5 separate regions of the Homo sapiens genome follow, and all the other regions are linked to region 2. A link is a contact called in ENCODE Hi-C or POLR2A ChIA-PET data. All regions are on one chromosome and are shown on one strand. Each heading gives the region's core, a stretch centred on a gene start or an enhancer-like site at or near the end of the contact. The rest is flanking DNA. Distances are from core to core; before and after follow the strand shown.

The links. Hi-C counts contacts between places; a loop is a spot of excess contacts on that map. ChIA-PET counts read pairs that join two places held with the same protein, here RNA polymerase II (POLR2A). Pooled maps may share reads with other maps.
Region 1: a pooled map shows a loop between it and region 2 (14-fold over the local background). The contact joins the promoter of USP53 here to the promoter of ANXA5 in region 2. A Hi-C loop is called at or near these places in 2 of 37 single-sample maps with no recorded cell type and 11 of 50 pooled maps.
Region 3: a loop to region 2 is called in a map of B cell, with 8 times the contacts of the local background. The contact joins the promoter of ARLN here to the promoter of ANXA5 in region 2. A Hi-C loop is called at or near these places in 1 of 168 maps with a recorded cell type or tissue (B cell) and 10 of 50 pooled maps. POLR2A ChIA-PET finds 5 or more read pairs at or near these places in 1 of 52 experiments (activated CD4-positive, alpha-beta T cell).
Region 4: a loop to region 2 is called in a map of ascending aorta, with 10 times the contacts of the local background. The contact joins the promoter of PDE5A here to the promoter of ANXA5 in region 2. A Hi-C loop is called at or near these places in 1 of 168 maps with a recorded cell type or tissue (ascending aorta) and 13 of 50 pooled maps.
Region 5: a loop to region 2 is called in a pooled map, with 7 times the contacts of the local background. The contact joins the promoter of SEC24D here to the promoter of ANXA5 in region 2. A Hi-C loop is called at or near these places in 3 of 37 single-sample maps with no recorded cell type and 12 of 50 pooled maps. POLR2A ChIA-PET finds 5 or more read pairs at or near these places in 1 of 52 experiments (activated B cell).

What each region holds. Positions count from the first base shown.
Region 1 is chr4:119,211,263-119,213,962 of GRCh38, reverse strand. USP53 (ubiquitin specific peptidase 53) reads right to left here and starts at 1,250. Exons shown (of 19, transcript NM_001371395.1): 1 at 1,090-1,250. It overlaps LOC101929762 (a long non-coding RNA gene), which reads left to right and starts at 1,319. Exons shown (of 3, transcript NR_125931.1): 1 at 1,319-1,436. RefSeq lists enhancers at 856-905, 611-1,184, 1,516-1,635, 1,758-2,332 and a silencer at 1,256-1,385.
Region 2 is chr4:121,695,635-121,698,334 of GRCh38, reverse strand. ANXA5 (annexin A5) reads left to right here and starts at 1,355. Exons shown (of 13, transcript NM_001154.4): 1 at 1,355-1,472; 2 at 1,711-1,754. The coding sequence starts at 1,746. RefSeq lists a silencer at 987-1,406.
Region 3 is chr4:119,299,280-119,301,979 of GRCh38, reverse strand. It overlaps ARLN (allregulin), which reads left to right and starts at 1,335. Exons shown (of 2, transcript NM_001001701.4): 1 at 1,335-1,644. The coding sequence starts at 1,445. RefSeq lists enhancers at 1,362-1,591, 1,692-1,741.
Region 4 is chr4:119,627,511-119,630,210 of GRCh38, reverse strand. PDE5A (phosphodiesterase 5A) reads left to right here and starts at 1,407. Exons shown (of 21, transcript NM_001083.4): 1 at 1,407-1,691. The coding sequence starts at 1,540. It overlaps LOC107986192 (a long non-coding RNA gene), which reads right to left and starts at 2,421. Exons shown (of 1, transcript NR_165235.1): 1 at 1-2,421. RefSeq lists silencers at 1,074-1,473, 2,694-2,700 and an enhancer at 2,514-2,563.
Region 5 is chr4:118,834,824-118,837,523 of GRCh38, reverse strand. SEC24D (SEC24 homolog D, COPII component) reads left to right here and starts at 1,398. Exons shown (of 23, transcript NM_014822.4): 1 at 1,398-1,583. RefSeq lists enhancers at 1,236-1,530, 1,151-2,042 and a silencer at 1,235-1,724.

The sequences.
Region 1 (2,700 bases), core at 1-2,500, 2.5 Mb after region 2:
CCTTTTCTTTTAATAACTAAAAGTGAATCAGATCTTAATCACAAAAACCTTCCTAAGTGTACTGCGTTTTTTTGTTTGTTTGTTTGTTTTTTGGAGACGGAGTCTGGCTCTGTCGCCCCTGCTGGAATGCAGTGGCGCGATCTCGGCTCACTGCAACCTCCGGTTCAAGCAATTCTCCTGCCTCAGCCTCCCGAGTAGCTGGGACTACAGGTTAAGTTTACTATTAAACCTACCTCAAAAATAGCCTTAGATATTCTTTGCAAATATATATATTTATACATACATACATACACACACACACATATATATATATATATATATCTATTTCCAGATAAGGAAACTTTCGGAAAACTTTGCTGTCCAACTGGTAATTCCCTGCATACTTTGCATTGATAAAGAAAACCTTGTAGCAGGGTTACAAACCTCAAAACATCCTCAGATTGCAGGTTTTAGAAACCCTCCCTATTACACCTGTGCAAGTACTTCCTGTTCTCCAACACTGTTTAAAAATAGTTTGGTAAATGCCCCGTAAGCCGCCCTTTAGAAGCTAAACATTAACTTTATATACATCACCACTACCACTGAGAAACCACCACCCCAAGAATCTCACGAGTCCAGTCATCTCTCTTCTCCAAGGAGGGAGCATAACCATCCTGGACCCCTTTAAGTAAAAAACTGTGTGCTCAGGCGAGGCAATGTGGCTTGGACAGCCAGGGGCAGGAGCCAAGTAAGGGTATTACTCACAATCCCAGCAGGACTCCAGCTTGTCGCCGCCCTCAAACACGGCAGCAATAACATCCAGGACCCAACAAGTACAGCACCTCCTCCCGCCTCGCGAGCGCCTCCAGCCTGGCCAGAGGCATCTCCGCCAGACGCGGCGAGAAGGGGCGAAAGGGCTGCGTGACCTCTGGCGTCTGAACCGCCCAGCAAAGAGAGTGTGTGTGTGCCCAGAGGGCCGGGGCCATAGGAGGTCGCCGGGCTGCGAGGGGAGAGACGAGCTCTGGGGCTAGAATGAGAGTGTCCCGGTCAGGCCCGCGGGGGTCGCAGGTCTCTGGATCTCCAACCAGAGGGCTAGTTTCGGAGACTTACCTTGAGCTCTACCCTCCTTGCGCGAGGAGCGTGCGGTCCAGGTAGAGAAATACAGGCCTTCCACTCCCACAGAGCTACCTCCCGCTGGCCCAGCCCCGCTTCACGCCGACACCCGCCAGACACACTGACTGCTGCCACAGTACCGAGGCTCACCGGGAACTGGAGCACAGGCGGCTGGTCTCCGCCGCCCAGAGCCCGACCCTGTGAGCGGAGCATGCGCATACGCCCCAATACCCAGGGACCAGTCAGGCCAGTGACACCTGCGATCAACAGGTCCCTGGAGCCCCGCCCCTCTCCCCGCCTCGAGCCCGCCCCTCGGAGCGGGCTCCGCCTTCACGCTCACCGAGGTAACTCCGCCTCCGCTCGCGATTTCCCGGCTTTCTGGACCTGCGGAATTCTATTCCCGCGGGGATTTGATGGCGTGCGCGATACAGTTGGCTTCCTCGGAGGCGCGAGATCGCGCGAGACCAAGAGATAGAACATTTCTGCAAAAGCGGCAGCTTGGCGCTGGAGTTTGGTTGTTGGGGGAAAGGTGGTTGTAGGACGTGCTGTCTGGTGTGGTGAGAAAGAGGCTAGTTCTTCAGGAGGAGGCGATTATTCTGGTGCTCTTGGTAGTTCATTCGGTATTTTCTAAGCTCAAGAACGCGGATCCACCAAGGACTTCACTTAGGTTAGGTGTTACCTGAGAGAACAATCCGTAGTTTGGCATCAGAACCCCATGCGGACACGCAGTTTCCTTTAGATTTCCGTGAGTCGTTAGACGATCTATTTGCAGTTAAATGGCTTCCTGTGGCGTGAATGTGTATTCCCCAAGCAGTTGTTTCTTGCCTTTAATTAGATAGCTTTAATAAGTCTGTTGACCTGGTTAATGATTGTCAGAAAAGTCTGTCCGCCTCTTTGCCGTGCTTTCGAACAGGTTTTAAGTTAAAAGGTACTGCTGGGAATTGGGCTAAACTTTGATTTTGAATAAACCTTTCTTAGGAATAGTAGTAAAGGAAAAACCCATCGTCACTGATACCGAATATCTCTCAAGTAAATAAAGAAGGTTTTGGAACTCATTCCAAAGCTGGTGTAAGTTGAACATACTAATTGTAAAAATGGATTTCAGTAAACCCAGAGGCACTTCTAAAAGTTTATTTGAAGAAAGAGGGGGAAGAAATATTGGTCGTTGATACAGGAGACAAATAGGACCCGTTTGTAATGTCTGAGGCTGAATCATTAAGAATTTATTGAGCATTTACTATGTTCCCTTTACTGAACTAGGCACTGTCAGAAATAGGATGAAATAAAGCCGTGGTTTCTGCCCTCAAAATATTAAAAACTTTGGGAGGGGTGGGGGAAAAAAAGATCCTACTCTGCATTTTTAAAACAATAAGAGCACACCATTAACTCTTCCCTCCGTTTCTCTAATGTCATTTTCTCCTCATTCTGCAGCTACTTTTCTGGTGCACTTTAAATACTGTTTTTCCGCTGCGTGGTCTCTGTTCGCCAGCACTCCATTTTCTTTTGCTGTTTCTGTTTAATGTTAATCCATGTCTCCTTGAGCAGTCTCTTTCCCATCATGGATTTACCTACCACGTGTCCTGTGCACCAAGAACTCTCAGGTGTATA
Region 2 (2,700 bases), core at 106-2,605:
CCATTCTAGCATATGTCTAGAACACTGCATCTAGTGTCGCAAACTTGTCCTCTTGCCCCCTCTGCCCTGGCACCTTCCCTCCCCACACCAGTAAGTCTGAGAAGGTCCCTGTGTCTTCTACTTTTCCTTTTCCAGCATATGGAGACAAAAGTGATTATATCCCGGATGCTAATCCGCCATGTTGACCTTTAATAACCCCAGTCCCATGAATACCTCCTGATTCCTAGGATTTTTTTTTTAAACTGTCCTTAGCATAAGAACATGTCAACCTTGATGCTATTGCCCACATTGTAGGCTATGAAGCATACGGCATTCTCACCTGTTCCGGAGGGCTGCCTTTAATTGTCTTGCACAGAGCAGTATACTCTTTCCTTACGGTATATAAGGCCAGGGTCTGGGGAGTAACAGTGCAGAAATTTATCTGCTTGCCGCCGCCCAAGGCCACGCTTCTGTCTACCACATCCTCCAATAGCACCCCTATTACCTACAGACTGGATTTGTCTGTCTCGTTCTTTGGTTTCTTGACTCCTTCGCGTTTGGGGGCTGCTTTGCATATAAAGCCCTTTCACAGAACACAGCACCATGCTAGTACAATACGCTGTAGATTCTCCCTCCCTCCCCCTCTCTCTCATATACTCATATATTTTATGTTGAACCAATATGAGGCATTGCTCAAATTTAAGTCATATTAAAGTTCTAGGCTAGTTTTGAAAACAGAAACTGATTGGAAGCAGAGGTTTTCAAATAGCCCACATACGCTACTAGAAGGCTGTACATTTAAGAGAGGGCCATCTAGGAAGCAATAATAGGCATTAAAACAACAACAAAACAACAAAACAAAACAGAAACAAAAACAACTTGGGAAACGGCCCTCCTTTCACGTTTTTTCTATCCCATCGACAAAGGCGCGCTGTCCTTAGCTGCGATGATTTTGTCTCGCCTCCAAAAAGACGCCCACGCACTATGTTGAGCACCCAAGTGAGGCTACGGTTCCTGCGGTCACAGAGGGCAGGGAGGCTCAAGCACCTCCAAAACCCCGAGCCCTGGACAGCTCCCCAGGCCCTTCCCGCGGCGCGAGGACAAGAGGTCTCCGGGGCCCTCGGGGGAGCGGCGCCTCCTCCTGGTTCCAGCAGCTCTGCGGCCGCTCCCCACCCAGGCCCGCGAGACCAGCGGGACAGTCCGCGCCGCGGGAGACCAACTGGGACGAGCCGCGACCCACGCAGGCGCGCTGAGGCCGGGGCAGGGGCGGGCCCGGCTGGCGCGGCCGGCCTGCGGTTGGGGCCCTGGCGGGGGTGGGACGGGCCAAGCCGGGCAGGGCCGGGGTGGGGCCGCTGGCGTTTCCGTTGCTTGGATCAGTCTAGGTGCAGCTGCCGGATCCTTCAGCGTCTGCATCTCGGCGTCGCCCCGCGTACCGTCGCCCGGCTCTCCGCCGCTCTCCCGGGGTTTCGGGGCACTTGGGTCCCACAGTCTGGGTGAGTGGTCGCAGCCCGGGGAGGGGGCTCCTTCTGGAGAGGAGAGCGTGGTCGCGGGGCACTGGATTCGCGCGGACGCTCGGCCGAGAGCTGTCCCGGTAGCTGCGAGAGGGCGGGTCGGCCCCGTGGCGGGGCCCTCCGGGCTGTCTGAGCGCCGCCGGGTCCCCGCGGACCTGCGCTTGGGGAGGGCACGAGTTGCAAATGGCGCGCTAAGCCCGAGGTTTCTTCTCTTTTGCAGTCCTGCTTCACCTTCCCCTGACCTGAGTAGTCGCCATGGCACAGGTAAGGCCGTGCGCCCCCCACTGCGCTGGATTTACCCACAACTTTGTATGCTGCGACGAGGGACTTTTAGGATTTGTCTGAGAGCCAAAAAGTTTAGGAGGAAAGGGAACCTGCTTTGGGGACATCGCTTCCACTTTTCTTGTTCCCCCTTTGCTTCCCTGCCCCCGTTTCTGTGTCCCGGTTCTTCCCGCTGAGCGCCCTCCGGAACCAGCACCGACGCCGCCAAGCTGCCTTCGCGCGCAACAGCTGGTGACGTGGCCGGATTTGTGTGCGCTCCCTTTTCATGAGTGAATGTGTAAAAGTGGGCCTTCCCCAAAATCCAGAGAGTAGCTCAAATTAGAACCGGAGCAAGAACAGCTCATCGTGGTCATGTGAGGCGAACGCATTCCCCCCCCACCCCGCCCCCCGACTTCCTTTATTTTTTTTCCGCAAAGTTTTCTGTATTTTAATACTGTGATTGAGCATTGGCTTTTTCCAGTTGCTCAGCCCAGTTTTACTAAAACTGTAGGACGTAGGCTCTGATTTTTTTTTTAATCCAAAAGATTAAACACAAGCGCTGTTTTTCTTAAGCAATGAACTCGTGGAACGAGTTCTCAATTGAATTTGCCTTGGGACTGTTTCAGAAATTGATAATCTACTACAGGCTTTCTTTACTGTTTTTTTTTTTTCCTTTTTTTTTGAGACGGAGTCTCACTCTGTCGCCCAGGCTGGAGTCCAGTGACGTAGTGATCTCGCTCACTACAACCTCTGCCTCCCGGGTTCAAGCAATTCTCGTGTCTCAGCTTTCCAAGTAGCTGGGATTACAGGCGCCCCACCATGCCCAGCTAATTTTGTATTTTTAGTAGAGGCGGGGTTTCACCATGTTGGCCAGGCTGGTCTCAAACTCCTTGCCTCAAGTGATCCTCCCGCCTCGGCCTCAGGACTGTAATCCCACTGCGCCTGGTTT
Region 3 (2,700 bases), core at 86-2,585, 2.4 Mb after region 2:
GCACACAATCTAATTAATTCTCAGGTAATGGCCCTCTCATCCCAGAATCTACAAAGCATTTTTCTTGAAAGGTCGTATACTATCTTTGTCTCTAAAACCTGGCAATTGATTTGGAGGCAAATTGGAGCAAGGTTAGGAAGCTATGGAACAGCTTTAAGAGTGCTGGATTTGGAGTTAATTTTAGGCTTTATAATTTTTTTAGTAACCTTAGACAATTCACTCCTTTTGTGTCTCATTTCCTAATTCTATAAGATGGAGTACTGCCCCTTCAAAGAGGTTTTACGACGATTTAATGACTTTGTAAAAACACAACTACAGTCTTATCTCCATTTACTATGCACCAAGAGAACCACTTATATGTCTGGGTGCCCGTTATTTTCTGAACAATTCAGGAATCATAATGTGACAAGAAAGAGAATATTTGAAATTGGACCCACGAGGTAAAATCCAGGCAGTATAGGTCATTTTCTTCCTGCTAGCATTCTGTTCTTGCTGAGGCTCACACTCAAAGTCAAATAACCTTTGGGTTATTCTTCCCACCCCCATTTCCCCCCAGATGGAGTCTCGCTCTGTTGCCCAGGCTGGAGTGCAATAGTGGCACGATCTCAGCTCACTGCAACCTCCGCCTCCCGGGTTCAAGCGATTCTCCTGCCTCAGCCTCCCGAGTAACTGGGATTACAGGCGCCTGCCACCACGCCCGGCTAATTTTTGGATTTTTTTTTTTTTTTTTTTTTTTTTAGTAGAGACGGGATTTCAGCATGTTGGCCAGGCTGGTCTCGAACTCCTTACCTCAGGTGATCCGCCCGCCTCGGCCTCTCAAAGTGCTGGGATTACAGGGGGGCGCGGCCAGGTTATTCTTAAACCCACTCCCTTGAAGTACCTGCAAAATGCTCACGTGCTGCTCTCTGGCCCGTTTGGAAACTCAGTCCCGTGAGTAGGACGTCCACCTCATTGGTGGTGTTTAAATATTAAGTGTCAAATGCTAGAGACAGTACAAAACCCACCAGAGGGGGCCTTCCTAACACGTTGGCATAAGGATCCAAACGGAATACGGGGATAGGAGAGGTGACCTCGTGCAGTTTCAGGGAGGAGTCCATCACCTGACTGGACTGGGCCTTTCAGGGGGACGAGAACGTATTTCTTCCAACGAAACCTGAATAACCAGCTATCTGCCTGGGACGCCGCGAGGCAGAAGTAGGCGGGCCCATTGACTTAGTGTCAAGGCGGAGGCCGCGCTTCATGCCAGCGGTCACGGAGGCAGCGGAAAGCCGAGCCAGGCGCCTGCGCGCTGGGAAGAGTAGGTTCAGAGTGCATTCCGGAACCCGGGGCGCGGCGCACTGCGCAGGCGGCCGGACTCCGCTCAGTTTCCGGTGCGGCGAACACCAAAGTCCGGGAACTTAAGCATTTTCGGTTTCTAGGGTTGTTACGAAGCTGCAGGAGCGAGATGGAGGTGGACGCACCGGGTGTTGATGGTCGAGATGGTCTCCGGGAGCGGCGAGGCTTTAGCGAGGGAGGGAGGCAGAACTTCGATGTGAGGCCTCAGTCTGGGGCAAATGGGCTTCCCAAACACTCCTACTGGTTGGACCTCTGGCTTTTCATCCTTTTCGATGTGGTGGTGTTTCTCTTTGTGTATTTTTTGCCATGGTGAGTATCTCGAATGCAAAATTGGGGTGGTAAGGAGCTTAGAGATCATTTGCTCGCTTTTGGGCGGGGAGGGGACTGAATTCCAGAGAGTTTATATATGTCCAAGATCACACAGCTGGTGAGTGGCGCAGTCGGGTGGGTGGGGGAGAAGGACTAGGAGTAAAATGTCCTTCTTTAGCACGTCCGTGGGAGTCTCCAAAGAAGTGTGGAGAAAACTTGGCGTCATATTTTCTCATGATTTGGAATGAAACCAGCTAGGCTTGAGTTCCTGCAGCACCATGAAGCGACCGGAGAAGTTATTTCGCCTTTTGGAGCTTTATTTTTTCATCTGCCATTTGGGACCATTAGTAACCCAGGTCATAGGGGTGTAGTGAAGATTGAGATCGTAGTGATTTGCATGTTGCCTGGCAGTAGTAAGTGCTCAACGAAAGCTATTTTTACTATACAGCTGTTTAACCATGAGCAGACCACGCAGCTGTCTCAAACTAAACATGTCCAAAACTGAACTCTTAACAGCTTCTTACCCAAATTTACTTGCCTTGCAGCGTTACCATTTCAGTAAACGCCAACTTTATCCACCGTTACCTCCCAGAAACCTGAGACACTTTGCCCTTTTCTTACACACATCCACATATCCTAAAACACCAAGTTACAAAATTCTGTAGAGTTTACTTGTAAAACCCATGCTCTCCATTTTCATCGCCACTCGCTCTGAAAAGACAATTCTGGCAGAGGGTAAAGGAAGGGAACTTAAGAGAATAGGGCAGGAGGAAGCAGACACCAAATGGAGATGGTGTTAAGAGACAAGCTAAGGAGAAGCAGTGAGATGAAACAGGGCTCCTATGGGAGAAGAGCAGTGTAGCCCATCTAGACAGCTCTCCTGGACTTTGGAGTTGATTGTTCACTCACTGTTAACTCCTTAGTCACCATGCCTATGAGTTACTTCTGAAATTCTCACTTCTTGATAGGCAGTCACTTCTTCTACACCCCCAACCCCCATCCTATATTTTCACCAAGATTTGGGTGTCTTAAGCCTCACTGTCTCATTTCTTGGAT
Region 4 (2,700 bases), core at 158-2,657, 2.1 Mb after region 2:
AAATCCAATATAATTTATCACCCATTAGTTCATACTCTACTGCTTTGATTGCTTTTCTTTGGTTGTGGCTACCTGCATACAGCAGTAAAGTTTCAGAAAAACTGAAGTCGCAAAAGGTCAATTACTCAATGAAGGAAAGATAAACCATTGCATTGGGGGACTAGAAGATACTTTTAAAAGTTCTCAGATTATCAATTTAATGATGTGTTTCTATGTAGTGAATAATGCCTTAAATTCTTGCCAAGAGTATTTAGAAGGAAGTTGTCAGAAGTATATCAGCTAACTCATTTTTTTTTATATCACTGCTAATGGTGTCATTCACACATTGTGCAACCCATAATTCCAGATTTAATTCTACCAAAAAATATAGGTCATTGCAAAATGCCATATTAAAACTGCCAATGCATGACAGGAAGATGGGGATGCAGACAAAGCAAAGGATGACACCAATTCCTTTTTTAAAGAAGCAAGATAGGGATTGGACAAAAAGGCTGAGCCATTTTTAATGGATACTTTTGAGGGAGTGTTAATTCCAATTTAATTAAAATGATGCATTAATTTAAAATTGGGATAACTGGTTGCCCTCGACTGCACCTGGGTTGCGCCAGTGCTCTCGGATTAACCTAATTGTACAGAGGTGCCCTTGTTTTCTAACTTCATGCACAAAGCATTGGAAATTATTTGTTTGCTTTTTCTTTTCCAAGTAAATCTTTTTCCAGTTATGCATAAGGGAAGTTTGAGGCAATGGTTAAAGGCACTTAAGTTATAATTATTGCTGTTATCATTAACATTAAGCACGGGTATGGCTTTGTTGCAAGTTACCCACCTACACCTGCAAATCTCTCTTGCTAGCACACGCCCCAGCTCTCTCCACCCGCAGTGGTCCGTGGCTGGACCGCTTTAAGTCACTGAGCGGGCTGGGCTCTGAAGGAGGTCGGTCCCGCTCCTCCCAGACCCAAGCGTAGGGCTAGGGAAAAGCTAGGCGGGAAGGTCATTGCACTCCCAGGCCCCAGGAAAAGGGCCCAGGGTCTCATCATCTCTTACTTTCGGGCAAAACTTCCCACATCGCGACCTTCCCTCCCTGGGGCACTCTGAGAACACACCCAGTCACCTAGCGCGCTCCCCAGAAGTCGGCTTGGCACACAGCGCACCCCAGCGGCCGCGCGGCCTCCTTCCAGCCGCCGCCACTTGGCTTCCGGAGAGCTCGCCGGGCGCTGCCGCTGCCGCCGCCGCCGCCGCCTCCTGGGAACCAGGGGACTGAAGAGCCTGCGAGAGCGGAACACTGCCGGACCCCGGGTGGGGGGGGCGCAGCAGCTGCGCCTGGCCCCGCCCACCACACCTGGGCGCCCGTAGAACCGCGCGGGGCGGGGCGGGGCAGGAGGCTGGCCTGGCGCTCCGGCCGCTTTGTCGAAAGCCGGCCCGACTGGAGCAGGACGAAGGGGGAGGGTCTCGAGGCCGAGTCCTGTTCTTCTGAGGGACGGACCCCAGCTGGGGTGGAAAAGCAGTACCAGAGAGCCTCCGAGGCGCGCGGTGCCAACCATGGAGCGGGCCGGCCCCAGCTTCGGGCAGCAGCGACAGCAGCAGCAGCCCCAGCAGCAGAAGCAGCAGCAGAGGGATCAGGACTCGGTCGAAGCATGGCTGGACGATCACTGGGACTTTACCTTCTCATACTTTGTTAGAAAAGCCACCAGGTAAGAAGAGGACCCACGGAAGACCCGGGGCTGATTTCTCTCCCCTGTTGAATTGTGCCCTTCGTTCACCCCTGTTCCCAGGCCCTTTGCTTTTGAAGTAGGTCCTCGGTCCTGTTACGAGGTAGAAACCTCAACTCTAAGCGAGCACAGTCGAAAAACTCAAGTGTCGGATTTGATACAACTTGCTCACAAAGTTCAAATACAAAAATGTACTTGCCGACCTCCCACCCTCACCCCCGACCCTCTTGGTATTCCCCGGGAACATGATTATTTTCATACATCCGTGCTCACGGGCCTTCCCCTAGCCCCTCTCTAGCCCTCTGGTTCCCCAAAATCCAATCAGCAAAACCCAAACAGTTTCTGAGCCCCTTCCCTGCAGCTCCGGAAGCACCATTTCCAAGTCGGTCTTGATGGCTCCGCTCCTCCCCCGTCCCCCCTCGCCCTGGCCCTGGCTGGGCGGGGAAGCTGGGGTGAGGGACGAGTCCACGGGACAGCCCAAAGGCAACATGACGGAACCTTGCCAAAGTGAGTGCGGTTGCCTTTTCCCCCCTTCCAGTCTCCTGCTTGTCCCGCGCGCCTCCTTTCACTCGCTTTTCCGCCGAAGGCTGTGCCGCCAAAAGTAGAGCTCTGCAGAGGGGTTTGCGGCGTGCACACAAAGGGCGCAGGGGAGGCGCCGCCTGGAGCGGACCCCAAGGGGCAGCGCAGACCCCAGAGGCCAGCTCTTTCTGGTCCAGAGCCAAGCGCCGGGGCGGCCCTTGCGGAGGGCGGGGAGGAGGGAGCCTGTCCTTTTGGAGGCGGCTGCGCAGCGGGCAGTCGGGGCGCTCGTGGGAAACGCTCGCGGGAGAGTTGGGGAGGAATTGAGACTGGGAGCAGAGGGACAAGAAGAGTGGAGCAGAGAGTGCTTGGCGGGCGGGTGCCCCGAAGCCTGAGGAATTGATGCATAGTCGGGGTGCGTGGACTCCAGGACGCGCCCCTTTGCAGAAAGAGTCCGTGCCCCGCTGCCGCCTGC
Region 5 (2,700 bases), core at 149-2,648, 2.9 Mb after region 2:
CACTGAACATTTTCATCACATTGAGAATACAAGAAACAATTTAAAACAAAAATTTCAATGTGGGTTTTCAAACCTGATCAGTGTTGAAGCTGGATGTAGGCCAGATATCTTACCTTAAAATCTTTTTTTCTTTTTCTTGAGACAGGGTCTCACTCTGTTGCCCACGCTGGAACGCAGTGGTGTGATCATAGCTCACTGCCTCCTGGCCTCAAGCAATCCTCCCTGCTTGGCCTCCCAAAGTGCTGGGATAACAGGTGTGAGCCACTGTGCCTTGCCCCATGCCTTAAAAACTTTTAAGAGTGGGATAAATGGACCATATATCTTTACTGCTAAAATGACTTAAAATTCCTGCACAATTCATGTAGCATTTCGGGAGTAGCAACATCCCCATGTACGTTTTTACCTAGGCAGTTCATCAGTAAAGGTATTTGTCAAGTGGCTTTCTTGTAGCCGGGAAGAAAGTGCATGTTAAAAACAACAACACCGGGCTGGTTTTTACTTTGTAAGTTTGAGCAAAGTGGTAGCTATACCAAACCTGGGAGTGGCTGAATGTCTTTCTATTTAGCAGTGAAAGATGATAGGAAACCAGCCAGATGGTCCTGATTTTAGGGTGAGATAGAGAGGTAAGCTCCAGATCTCATATAGGTTGCCTTTATTTCTGAGCTGTTTCTCACAGGACGGTGAGCTAAACGCTGGGTGCTTTTCCATGCAGAGATTCCTGTTTGGGGCTGGGATCAGCCATCCTACTTCACAAACAAGGAATATGCGGAAGAAGGAGTATACACAACGCTAACAACCCCAATATCAATGGAAACCCCACTTCCCACACTTTTCCTTTGGGACATCTCCCCCACCCCCCACTCCTCCCGCGTTACACGTTGCCAGGCTGCTTTGGGCGTTCCTTCCTCTGTAGTGCATTGCACGGGTACGTCATCAAATGTGCGTGTACACGTGCCAGATTCGCCTTTAAACGGTAATCTCCCCTAGGTCCAGATCGTGTACTTTCCCGTATGTAACGGTAGTGCAGTACCTGAACTATTAGTTATTTAAGTAATACGTAATGAATGAAGAGCTGAAACTGCAACCTGTTGATGGAAGAATGAATGAACGCGCTCCCCTCCTTCCTGCGGGGCTGCGCCGAGAAAATACGGTTCTGATTTAGCCACGACGTTAAAGGCTTTGACCTGTAGGGGGAGGGGAAAGAAAAGACGGGAAAAAGAAAACCAAAAAACAAAAAACCGGAAAAAGGGAAAAAGCGAAAAGGGGGAGGTCGCTCGGCCGCTCGCAGGCTCAGCCCGGTGGCCCCGCCCCGCGGCGGCCGGTGGCTGTGCGCGTGCGCAGGCGGGAGCGCGGCGGCTGGTCCAAGCCCGGCGCTGGGGGCGCGCAGCCGAGAAAGGGTTTGACGTGGCAGTTCCCAGCCCAGCTGCAACTCCGAGCGTGAGTCCAGGCTAAGGGGACGCCGGCCGGGGAAGAGGCGCGGCGGGAGAAGCGACCGCAGCGGGAGCCCGGCCACCGAGGGCTGCCGGCACTAGGCGCAGAGCCGCCAGCGCTCGGAAGCCCGCGGGGTGCGGGAGCGGGAACAGGTAAAGCCTCCCACCCGCGGACGCCTTCATGCGGGACAGCCCTGCCCAGGCACAGCGGAGCGGGTTGCGGCGCCCGGCCCGGGGACGCGGCGGGAGGCCGGGTGCTCACCTGAGGCAGTGGCGGCGGGAGGAGAACTCATTCTTTGTTCTTTAGCCTTCTAGTGCAGTTTAATAGTGGGGCCGGCGGGATGGGGGAGCAGGAGGTGGGCGTGGGCATTTTTTACCCGCCCCCACCTTTTGCCTTGGGATGCAGGAACTGCCTTGTTAGGATCCTCAGTGGCCACCATTCGAGTGTCATTGCCAGCGGTTTTCTCATCTCCTTATCAACTTAATTTCCTTTTTTGAAGGAAGGAAATGTTAGAAATATTCATGGTAAAAATGGCAACTATATCTTGAAGCCTCGGGACATCCGAATAGTGAAACTGATCTGGCCAAATACGAACTTGTTCCAGGGTTAGAAGTGCACCTTGGCTAGAGTTGCTGGGTGACAGTGAGCCAGGGGGCCGTTCTGGGGTTGGGGCTCCCCAGATTTTGATCCTAGGCCTGCTTATACCAAGTGGCTTTCTGCCGTGTCGCCGCTTGAAGCTGAGTCAGGTTTCTTTAACTTGGTGCTCTGTGTGAGGAAGTTTGACGTGGCAAACTGGGTTGCGTGAGGAAGCTGATTCCTCTGAGGACCAGTTCAGAGGGAACTGGCTGCTTCCTGTTCTTTGGAGTGACCATCTCAGCCTCTCTTTTCTGTCACTCAGCAACAGGCTGCTACTTAGGTGTGTTCGTGCCGACTTCCTAAGTGCTCTTGGTTGGATGAGCTTGACCAGCGCTCAGGCTGCCACGTCTCTCTCTGCTAAGTGGGAGGAGGAAAAAGGGGTTGTCAGAAACAAAGTGGACCAGAAGGCCTTTGCCTGCCTCTCTCCTCTTTTTCAGTTCTCCCCTTCCCAGGAGAAGGAAATGATCTCATAATATTTTTACATGGTTGCTTTTATTTTGGAAACTTATAGTTTAATATGGAAACAAAATCAAATCACAAATTTTAGGCTTCAAATTTTTAATTTGAAATGTTATTTCTTGAATATAGACAGATTCTAAGTCTTAGCAGGTATCACTGATCTCTTATCTTAAA